Linked DNA regions of Homo sapiens: region 2 is linked to region 1. Evidence: read pairs that join two places in POLR2A ChIA-PET (ENCODE). Cell type or tissue: IMR-90. All regions are shown on one strand.

Region 1 (5,000 bases):
TGTACTTATTTATTTTTGTAGAGATAGGGTCTTGCTATGTTGCCCAGGCTGGTTTCAAACTCCTGGCCTCAAGCAATCCTCCCACCTCAGCCTCCCAAAACACCAGGATTACAGGAATGAGCCAGTAAGCCCGGCTCACTCCCCCTTAAACATATTTCAGTTCCAGCTTTCATCCCCACCACTTTCTGAAACCACTCTCTTCAAGGTTATCAGTGGCCTCTCCATTGCCAAATCCTCAGTCCTCACCTTATTAGCAGCATCTCACACAAGTGGTTTCTCTCATCACCATATACCACTGACGTTATTTGACCTCTATGACATCCCATGATTTGGCCAATATTTTTAGTTACAGAGAACAGAATATATTCTGGCTAACAAAAGGACTTCTAAGGGGCCTACATAATTCCAGAATTGATTATGGGAAGTTCCTGAAACAGAATCTAGGCTCAATTTCTGGAAAGAATTCCCAAAACCACACCATAAAACTGAGCCGCCAGAGGAGCACTGGCCCCTGTCTCCATCAGAACATTAAGGAATCAAGACTCTGCCATCACAGCTATCACAGCTGTCAGCACCAAAGTGCTGCCTCTGCCACCAGTAGGAAGCCACCACATCCAAACCATACTGCCTCTGCCTCAAGATGTGCCGGCAAATGGATGGATGCCTTGGGGCCTTTACCACTTACATCAGTTTGGAATCCAAATGTCCTTCTAGTGCATCTAATTAATTTAATCACAATCCCACCTAGAACTCTGGCTGCAAAGAGTCTGGGAATTGCAGTTTGTAGCTCCCCAGAGCCTGAGGAACAGGAGAACATGCCAGAATGGGTGATAAGCAAACCAATTCACAGTTACCCACACTCTCCAGCTCCCCTCTCTCACTGGATGCTCCCTTTCACTCTCCTTTGCTGGGTCCTCCTTCTCCTTACACTTGCTAAATGTTGCAATGAAGGTCCTCAGTCCTCTTCTATCTTCCCTCACGTTGGCCTAATGTCTATATGCTGATGACATATGAATTTGACATATAAAGATACACAGCATTTCCATCCCTCCAGAAAGCACTTTGTGCCCATTTCCAGATGTCTTCCTTAAATTTACATCTCCACCCTGATGAACTGCCTAAACTGCAGACTCAAAGACCCAGTGTCTTCCAGTGGGCACCCAAAATTAAAATGCCCGAATCCATTCTTTTCCTAGTCTTTTTTCCCTCAGTGTTATCACCATCCTTCTTAGTCATGTAGGCCAAAACCCTAGGATAATCATTGACTTCTCTTTCACACCTCATACCCAATCCATGACCAAAAACGATCATCTGTACTTTAAATATGTATTCAGACTCTTCATTCATAGAAAGTCAAAACTAGCAAAATTAATCTGTGGAGTTAGAAGTCAAGATCATGATTACCCTTGAGTGGGAAGAAAGAGACGGGCAGGGGGCGGGAAGGGCATCTAAACTACTGCTCATGTTATTTCTTGATTGTGTGCTGGTTACATGGGTGTATTTATTTTATGAAAATTTAAGCATACAATTATGGTTTGTATACTCTCCCGTATGTATATTTTACTTCAATAAAAAGATTCACTCAAAATGGAATGCATTTTAGTAATAAAGGAATAACTACAATACTTGCAATAACACAGGTGAATCTCAAAAACATCTTAAGGAAAAGAAGTGTGACACAAAAAAGTACATACCATAGGAACCCATTTACTTGAGGTTCAAGAACAGGCAAAATAATCTACAATGATAGAAGTAAGAACAGTGCTGGGGGCAGTGTTGAAGATGACATCTGGAGAGGGCAGGAGGCACTTTCTGGAGGAATAGACAGACTGTTTCTTGATTTGGATATTACATGACTGCATACGTTTGTTAAAAGTCATTGAACTACACACTACACTACTCGGGTGTGCCTTAAGACCCCAAAGATCCCCTAATCACACTAACACCTGCACTAAATATTCCTTATTCTCTTGGAATCCAGTACATTTCCCAATAGTACTTGTTCTACTTGGAAAGGCATCAGTTTACCAACGTAGTGAAATTTTCCCTGGGGTTGTGCTATCCACCCTTATATCCAGCATTTGTAGTGTGTGTCACAAGTTGTATTCTCATGGTGAGATAGTTTCTCTGTTGTGATCAGGTTTCCATGTTGCGGTCAAAGGGCCAAGAGATTTAATTGGGTTAAGTTTTACAGGAGAGGGTGGCATTTGTTCTGGATCCTGATAAGCCTAAAAAGTATCACAAAGCTTCTTGTCTGAAAATTTCTCCCACAGTGGCCCTACTGTGGTCTTTGAAAAATCTCTATTAGTCACCCCCCTGAATTAAGCCTTTGACGGACTCCAAAATGCTATCAAAATATGATCACAGAAGGGGATGATACTTCAAGGAAAATGAATTTGTTACATTATCCAGCAGTGTCCTAAAATGAAGGAACAAGAGGGCTGGGCGCAGTGGCTCATGCCTGTAATCCCAGCACTTTGGGAGGCCGAGGCGGGAGGATCACAAGGTCGGGAGATCGAGACCATCCTGGCTAAAACGGTGAAACCCCGTCTCTACTAAAAATACAAAAAATTAGCCGGGCATAGTCCCAGCTACTCGGGAGGCTCAGGCAGGAGAATGGCGTGAACCCAGGAGACGGAGCTTGCGGTGAGCCGAGACTGTGCCACTGCACTCCAGCCCGGGCGACAGAGCGAGACAGGTAAATTATGACACCTGAAAGTGTGGTTATGAAAAGGTCAAAAGCAAGGGAAAGTACTGAGGAGGACTGTCAACGCGACAGCTGAGAACAGCCAGTGGGGAGCATGATGGTAAATGCTATATGGAGAAGAGGAGAAAAAAGGCCATGAAGTCAAACTCTTCCTTACATGTAATTATTTTCTCGGCTTACCCTGCTGGCCTCCTCAACTGGAGAGGGGGCATTGGTACCATGATCCAACAGATCTGAACCAACTATAGATCAGGATGATACTGACATCATAGGCAATTGTGAGAAGTGAATGCACCCAGCACACTGGCTGGAACATATTAGATATACTCAATAAATGGTAGCATATGATGAACTTCTGCAAAGGAAAAGAGTAGAAATGCTTCTGCAAGGTATGGGACACAGGAGTTTCCAAGAGCTAAGACCCCTAAAAAGCAGGGACTTGGACAACCATTTGAATGGAGTGTTTATACATGCCTTGATTCCTCTATCTCACCTTTCTTACCAGATCATAAGCTCAAAAGTACAGGATCATTTCGCCCTCTAACACAGCAGACACTCAACAATACGCTTTTGGTGTTGAAGTGAGTGAATGAATCTTGGAAAAAAGAGAGGCTTCCCCAGGCTCTATAAATCAGGAATAAGGCAAACAGAAAACAGTGGCCTTTCTATATCCATTAAAACTCTTGCACATGCTGAACCTGCCCTCATCCTTCTTTCCCACACGTGACCGACCCCACATCCCTCTTCTCAACTCTCTTCCAGTTCTGGGTATTTCCCTCTCCATCTATGTGTTCTCTATGTATTTCTTGTTCCATTAGTGACTGTGACGTAAGAGACATCATGAAAGAATATTTAAGCCAGGCGCAGTGGCTCATACCTGTAATCCCGGCATTTCGGGAGGTCGAGGTGGGCGGATCACTTGAGGTCAGGAGTTTGAGGGCAGCCTGGCCAACATGGTGAAACCCCATCTCTACTAAAAATACAAAGATTCACTGGGCATGGTAATGTGCACCTGTAATCCCAGCAACTCAGGAGGCTGGGGCAGGAGAATCGCTTGAACAGGGGAGGCAGAGGTTGCAGTGAGCCAAGATCGCACCACTGCACTCCAGCCTGGACGAAAGAGTCTGGACTCTGTCTCAAAAAAAAGAAAGAGTGTTTATTAAGTGTCAGGCACTATGCTAAATATCTTATTATCTTAGTAAAAGCTAGATATGTCAACAAAATGCAAGCAAATTGAATTCAGCAGTATATTAAAAGGATTATGCACGATAACCAAGTGGGTTTATTCCTGGAAAACAAAAGATGGTTGAACATACGAAAATGTAATATACCACATTATGAAGGGGAAAAAAACGCATGATCATCTCAATTAATACAGAAAATGCACTTGGCAAAATTCAACAACCTTTAAAAAAAAAAAAAAAACTCCAAAAGCTAGGAATAGAAGGAAACTATCTCAACATAATAAAAGTCATATATGAAAAACCCAAAGCAAACAACATACTCAATGGTGAAAGAGTAAAGCTTTTCCTCTAACATTAAGAAGTAGGCAAGAATGTCTGCTTTCTCCACTTCTAGTCAAGAAGGTATAAAAAGTCCTAGCCAGAGCAATTACACAAGAAAAAAAAAGGCATCCAAATTGGAAAGGAAAAAAGTAAAATTAACTCTGTTTGCAAATGATGTGATTGATTTTATATGTAGAAAACCCTAAGGCCAGGCGTGGTGGTTCAGGCCCGTAATCCCAGCACTTTTGGAGGCCAAGGTGGGCAAATCACCTGAGGTCAGGAGTTCGAGACCAGCCTGGCCAACATGGTGAAACCCCGTCTCTACTAAAAATACAAAAAAATTAGCCAGGCGTGGTGGCAGGCACCTGAAATCGCAGCTACTCGGGAGGCTGAGGCAGGAGAATCGTTTGAACCTGGGAGGCAAAGGTTGCAGTGTGCCAAGATCACACCACTGAACTCCTGCCTGGATAGACTTTGAGACTCTGTCACACACACAGACACACACACACACACACACAAAAAGTAAAGTTTCCATAAAATAAACTGTCAAAACAAAAACAAATTTTGCAAAGTAAAATACAAAGTCCAGGTCCAACACTTAAAGATTAGCGGAATTTTTTTTTTTTTTTTTGAGACAGCATTTCACTCTTGTTGCCCAGGCTGGAGCGCAATTACACGATCTCAGCTCACTGCAACCTCTGCCTTCCAGGTTCATGCGATTCTCCTGCCTCAGCCTCCCAAGTAGCTGGGATTACAGATGCCCACCACCACACCTGGCTAATTTTTAT
Region 2 (5,000 bases), 98 kb after region 1:
CTCAAGTGATCTGCCCGCCTTGGCCTCCCAAAGTGCTGGGATTACAGGTGTGAGCCACCGCGCCCAGCCTGGAACTTTTATTTTTTTCAATGACATAGAGACTTCTGAGTAGAAATTTCTTCTGCTTGCAAATTGTTTTTCAGTGAACCCATGAAAACGATTGCTTCACAGTGTATGCTCCAGGATGGAATACAGTTCTTAATGTAGAGGGTGCACTAGCTCTTCCTCTCTCTGGGGCGGGTCATCTGTTGTACTCACTGCTCTGATTACATTCTCTAATATTTAAGTAGACCATGACCTGTCATGGTCTGGACGTGTGGCTAATTATACTTATCTCCTCATCTCGTCTTTAAAAAAGAATGATCTCAGATTCTTATTACCAAAGGACGTTGGCCTCCTTTGTAGAGAATACTTTGGGAAGGATCCTTCTGTGGAGTTTGATCCTGGGGACTCTGACTTTAGAGTTCTTGCTGATCTTTCCTCTCCCTTTAAGGGTAAGGATTAGTATATCTGCAGACATCTCCAAGCTTAAGCTTTGTTATTGTGGGCTTATGGGCAGCAGCTTAGCAACCATTTCAAGGCACTCAGCTGTCTCATGGGTCTGTCTCTGCTTGTCACTGTCCCCTCTTGCCCTCCTTCTCCTCCCTCTCACATTGCCCGTTCCCGTTCTTTCTTCCCTTGTCCTCTTACCCGTCTCCTCCTTTTTGTCCAGCATTCCTCTCTTTCCTATCCCCTCCCCGACTCACACTCCCTCTTGCTGCTTCCCTCACCCTCTTCTTTCCCTCCTCCTTGTCTCTTTGCCTTTTCTCCTCCTAGTCCCCTCCTCCTGACCCCTGCCCTCCCTCTCTCCTTTTGTCTTGGGAATCCTTTGTCCCTGCTCTGACCTCATCCCCTCCACCCCTACCCCCAGCCCTGTGAGCAGACCTCTCCAGCTTCTGATGGATGTTGTCTTTGGCTTTTCGCCAGTGTGTTTTTCCAGCTCCAGACCCTGTGTCTTGTTTTCTCCATGGAGCTGGGGGGGGGGCGGGGGGAGTAAAGGGGATCCTGGTTTTCATGGTCTCAGGCAGGCTGTGTCTGCAGCGTTTGGCCATTTCTGAGCCAGTCCCTGGCTTTGTTTCTTGGTATTTCCGGTTCTCCCAGTGGCCTGTTAGGATGACAGGACCCACCCCACCCCCCCGCCACCCCAACTCCCCAGAGGGGGCACAGGTTTGAAAGAGGACCATGCTTTGGTCTCTTAAGAGCACTTGATTACTTGACAGACGGCCTTCTATACCTTTCAGTTGGCAGGAAGCCACCTTTTTTTTTAAAATTACTTTAAAATTTATTATAAATAAAACAAAATTATTTCTGTGGTCAAGTTTACTATTTTGAAAATGGGAACTCATGTGTTTGTCATCTGCTGGTGGGCCCTGGGCCTGGGCAGAAGCCCAGCTTTCAGGTGGCCCAAGGCACTGGATTGTTTGATTTTGGATCTTAAAACTGATTTTGGAATTTTAAATCAATTTTTCAGTTCTGCCTCAGTGTCCAGTCTGTCCTTTTCATCCCCATCTGCTTTTCATTTTATTTATTTATTTTTTGAAACAGGGTCTTGCTCTGTCGCCCAGGCTGGAGTGCAGTGGCACAATCACAGCTCACTGCAACCTCTGCCTGTCAGGCTCAGGCAATCCTCCCACCTCAACCTCCCTAGTAGCTGGAACCACAGGTGCACACCACCACACTTGGCTAATTTTTTGTATTCTTGGTAGAGACAGGGTTTCACCGTGCTACCCGGGCTGGTCTCGAACTCCTGAGCTCAAGAGATCCACTTGCCTCGGTCTCCCAAAGTGCTGGGAATACAGAAGTGAGCCATTGTGCCTAGCCCATTGTATTTTCTTGAAGGCCATTTGAATATTGGTTGTGTTAAATGGAAGGACTTTTCTCTGTTTAAGAGGGCAACTTTCCTAGAAAGTAGAGTCAACAAATTGGATTTGCAGAGGTTGGGCTCTGGAGCCAGAAGGCTCAAGTTCAAGGCTGTCTGTGCCACTTGCCAGCTGTGTGTGGCTGTTTCTTGAGCTCCCTGGTAGAGCCGATGTGGGAGCCTCCTCCATCTGCATGGGGAGAAGGGGAGGTGCTACAGGTTAAATGCTTATTAATAAATGCTCTATTTGTTATTAAGAAGATTTCATGGCAAAGATCAACCACTGAAACAGCCACGAGTCTGCTGCCAATTTTCTCTGTTTTCTTTCCTGTGCTCTGTTTTTTTTTACTTCAATTACACGATTTCTCTGGATTTTTATGTTACCTTAGTTTTGGAAGCTAGAGCTACAAAACCAATGTGCTTAAGAAAATAAAAACTTTGCCAGCTGATGCTTGTGTGTTTTTTTAAAGATTTGTTTTTTTTCCTAATCAGGAAATTGGATGTGGCAATTTTGAAATGTGGTGATTAAAATTTTTCAAAGGAGAAATCTATTGTTACCATAAATGTATGCTCCTGAGGATGCATTTCATAGTGCATTACTTCTCTACAAACATGTATTTTTTGTTTGTTTGTTTTAACTGTATTTAGAAGCTGGACTCATGCTTCTGTTAAAGGAAACCTACTGTGGGAACTATTTGAGGGTAAAAATTTTGAAGGAGGAATCACATTATTACTCATTTAAACCATAAACCCAGGCCGGGCATGGTGACTCACGCCTATAATCCCAGCACTTTGGGAGGCTGAGGTGGGCAGATCACCTGAGGTCAGGAGTTTGAGACCAGCCTGGCCAACATGACGAAACCCCATCTCTACTAAAAGTACAAAAATTAGCCAGGCATAGTGGCGCGTGCCTGTAATCCCAGCTACTAGGGAGGCTGAGGCAGGAGAATCTCTTGAACCCAGGAGGCAGAGGTTGCAGTGAGCCCAGATCATGCCACTACACTCTAGCTTGGGCGACAGAGCAAGACTCAGCCTCAAAAAACCCCAAAAAACATAAACCCATTGTTCTCTGTGAGGTGGTGGGTCAGCATGGATCCGATCCTAGGTGGTGGGAAAACACCCTTTGCCTAATGCTAATGCGTAAGCTCTGGCTGCTGAGTACACCTTGTACAGACTTTGGAGAGATGGGAGTAGGGGGCATTTGCTGGACTTGAATTTACACCTGTGGTTGGGATCCAGGACCCAGACTGGGGAGTCCAGCTCTTATCCCCACCAGCAGTTATTCTGTGATTCTGAGGCAGTGCCATCTGGCTACCACCCTTAGCCAAGACTCTTTTACCTGGGATGGTTAGATATCAGGCTGCTGTGTTTAGTAAATTGAAACACTTTATAATGTGCTTTATTCAGAGTTACTGAGTTCTGAATCAGGCCTATATTCCAGGGCCATTGCTATAATTGCCTATTAGCATATACAGACAGTTTGAAAAATCTGTTTATTTGAGCTTTTTGCTTATGTGGACTTTGGATAATTGAGCAATTCAGTATATTACATAGCGGGAGTCCTTGTGCCTACACATCTCTGAGCCTGCAGAGAATGACTCTCTTCACCCTACCACTCTCTTTCCTATGTCAGGCCGGTATCTAAGCCAGTAATGTGTGTTCTGGGCCAGTGGTCCCTAAACTGAAGGGCAACCAGATAAAAACTGGAAACTTAACATGGGTAGCAGATTACCAAATTTGGAACCAGAAGCTTTGCTTCCTTGATAATCATGGTTTTGACTGAGCAACCTTTGCAATTTTATATCTTTTTGTTGATTTAAATCTTCTGTAGAGAACATTTAAAAAAAAAAAAAAGACCACACATAATTTTTACACCGTTCAGGAACTCCTAAGAGACCCTTAGGAGGCCATAACCTGGGAAGGTTGGGAATAGGGGCCACGTCTCTACGGCAGGGTAGAGTTAGAGGAATGAGGGTTTCGATGGCCCTTTGGCCATCTCGCCTGGCTGCCTGGGCTTCCCTTCTGGAGGGATTTATTGGCTCATCTAACAAGCCAGAGGATAAATGAGCTGGTGCCTAGAGTTCCTCTGACTTTAGTATCCCCACTGCTGGGAAGATGGAATTAAGAGGATGTCTACAGAATGCTTGGAGCCCTTCTGAAGGGAGAAGATTAATCACTATGTTTACCATTGTCAAGTCTGATGTAGACTAGAAGGCACAGTGTCTGCTAGAATTTATAGTACTTGCTTTGGGTGGAAGAAATGTAAATTTTTCCCCCTAAGACTAATTCCCCATCATAAACCCCTAAGCACTAATGGTGCTAATTGAGTAGTTTTCTCTTCCTTTTCAATATGTGCGTGCTTTTTGGTTATTGATTCTGGATTTCATGAGCTTTGGTATTTATTTCCTGAGTGCCCTGAAATTATTATTTTTTAAATTAGGATGGCCTCAATTTCATTTAGTTTTTAAGGGGTTATGGAAACTGATTAGAATGGAAGATACTCATAGATTTATCTAATTTAGGATAACATTTTAATACTTACTATTTAAATTCATTCTTTAAGTTAAACATGGCCAAGGTATTAGCTTGTACTTTTTAAAAGGAAAAGCTGTTCTAAAAATGCATAGTTATTGTGTACCTGAATTGTCTTCATATGTTTAATGGAGACAAGGGGAGTATAAATACTCTCACAAAAACTGATCTTTTTTTTTTTTTTTTTTTTTTTTTAAATCTGTCGCCCAGGCTGGATTGTAGTGGCATGATCATAGCTCACTGCAGCCTTGAACTCCTGGGCTCAAGTGATCCTCCCACCTCAGCCTTCCAAGAAGCTGGGACTACAGGTACACACCACTGTGCCCGGGTGATTTTTTTTTTTTTTTAACTTTTTGTAGAGATGGGGTCTTGCTTTGTTTCCCAGGCTGGTCTTGAACTCCTGACTTTAAGCCACATTCCTGCCTTAGCCTCCCAGTGTTGGGATTACAGGCGTAAGCCACCACATCTGGCCATAAAAGCTGATCCTTTAGCAGATCTGAAAAGTAGAAAAGTGGACTTAAGATTTACTTTTTCTAATTTCTGTCCCACACTTCTAGGTTTGGCATTAATT

The links. ChIA-PET counts read pairs that join two places held together with the same protein. Peaks named below come from ENCODE experiments on the same cell type or tissue, not always from the same donor. Only the 100,000 strongest peaks of a DNase experiment are listed, where the experiment ranks them.
Region 2: POLR2A ChIA-PET joins it to region 1 with 13 read pairs; 5 of 35 experiments call an interaction of 5 or more read pairs at or near these places.

What each region holds. Positions count from the first base shown.
Region 1 is chr3:41,944,607-41,949,606 of GRCh38, forward strand. All of the region lies in intron 2 of ULK4 (unc-51 like kinase 4), which reads right to left. Among named protein-coding and RNA genes, the nearest start is that of ULK4, 15 kb to the right of the region's middle. In IMR-90, no CTCF peak of the experiment used is centred here; no DNase peak of the experiment used is centred here.
Region 2 is chr3:42,042,602-42,047,601 of GRCh38, forward strand. It overlaps a transcript of TRAK1 not described here. Among named protein-coding and RNA genes, the nearest start is that of TRAK1, 46 kb to the right of the region's middle. RefSeq lists enhancers at 260-529, 756-1,050. In IMR-90, no CTCF peak of the experiment used is centred here; a DNase peak (open chromatin) is centred at 2,620; H3K27ac peaks cover 643 bases.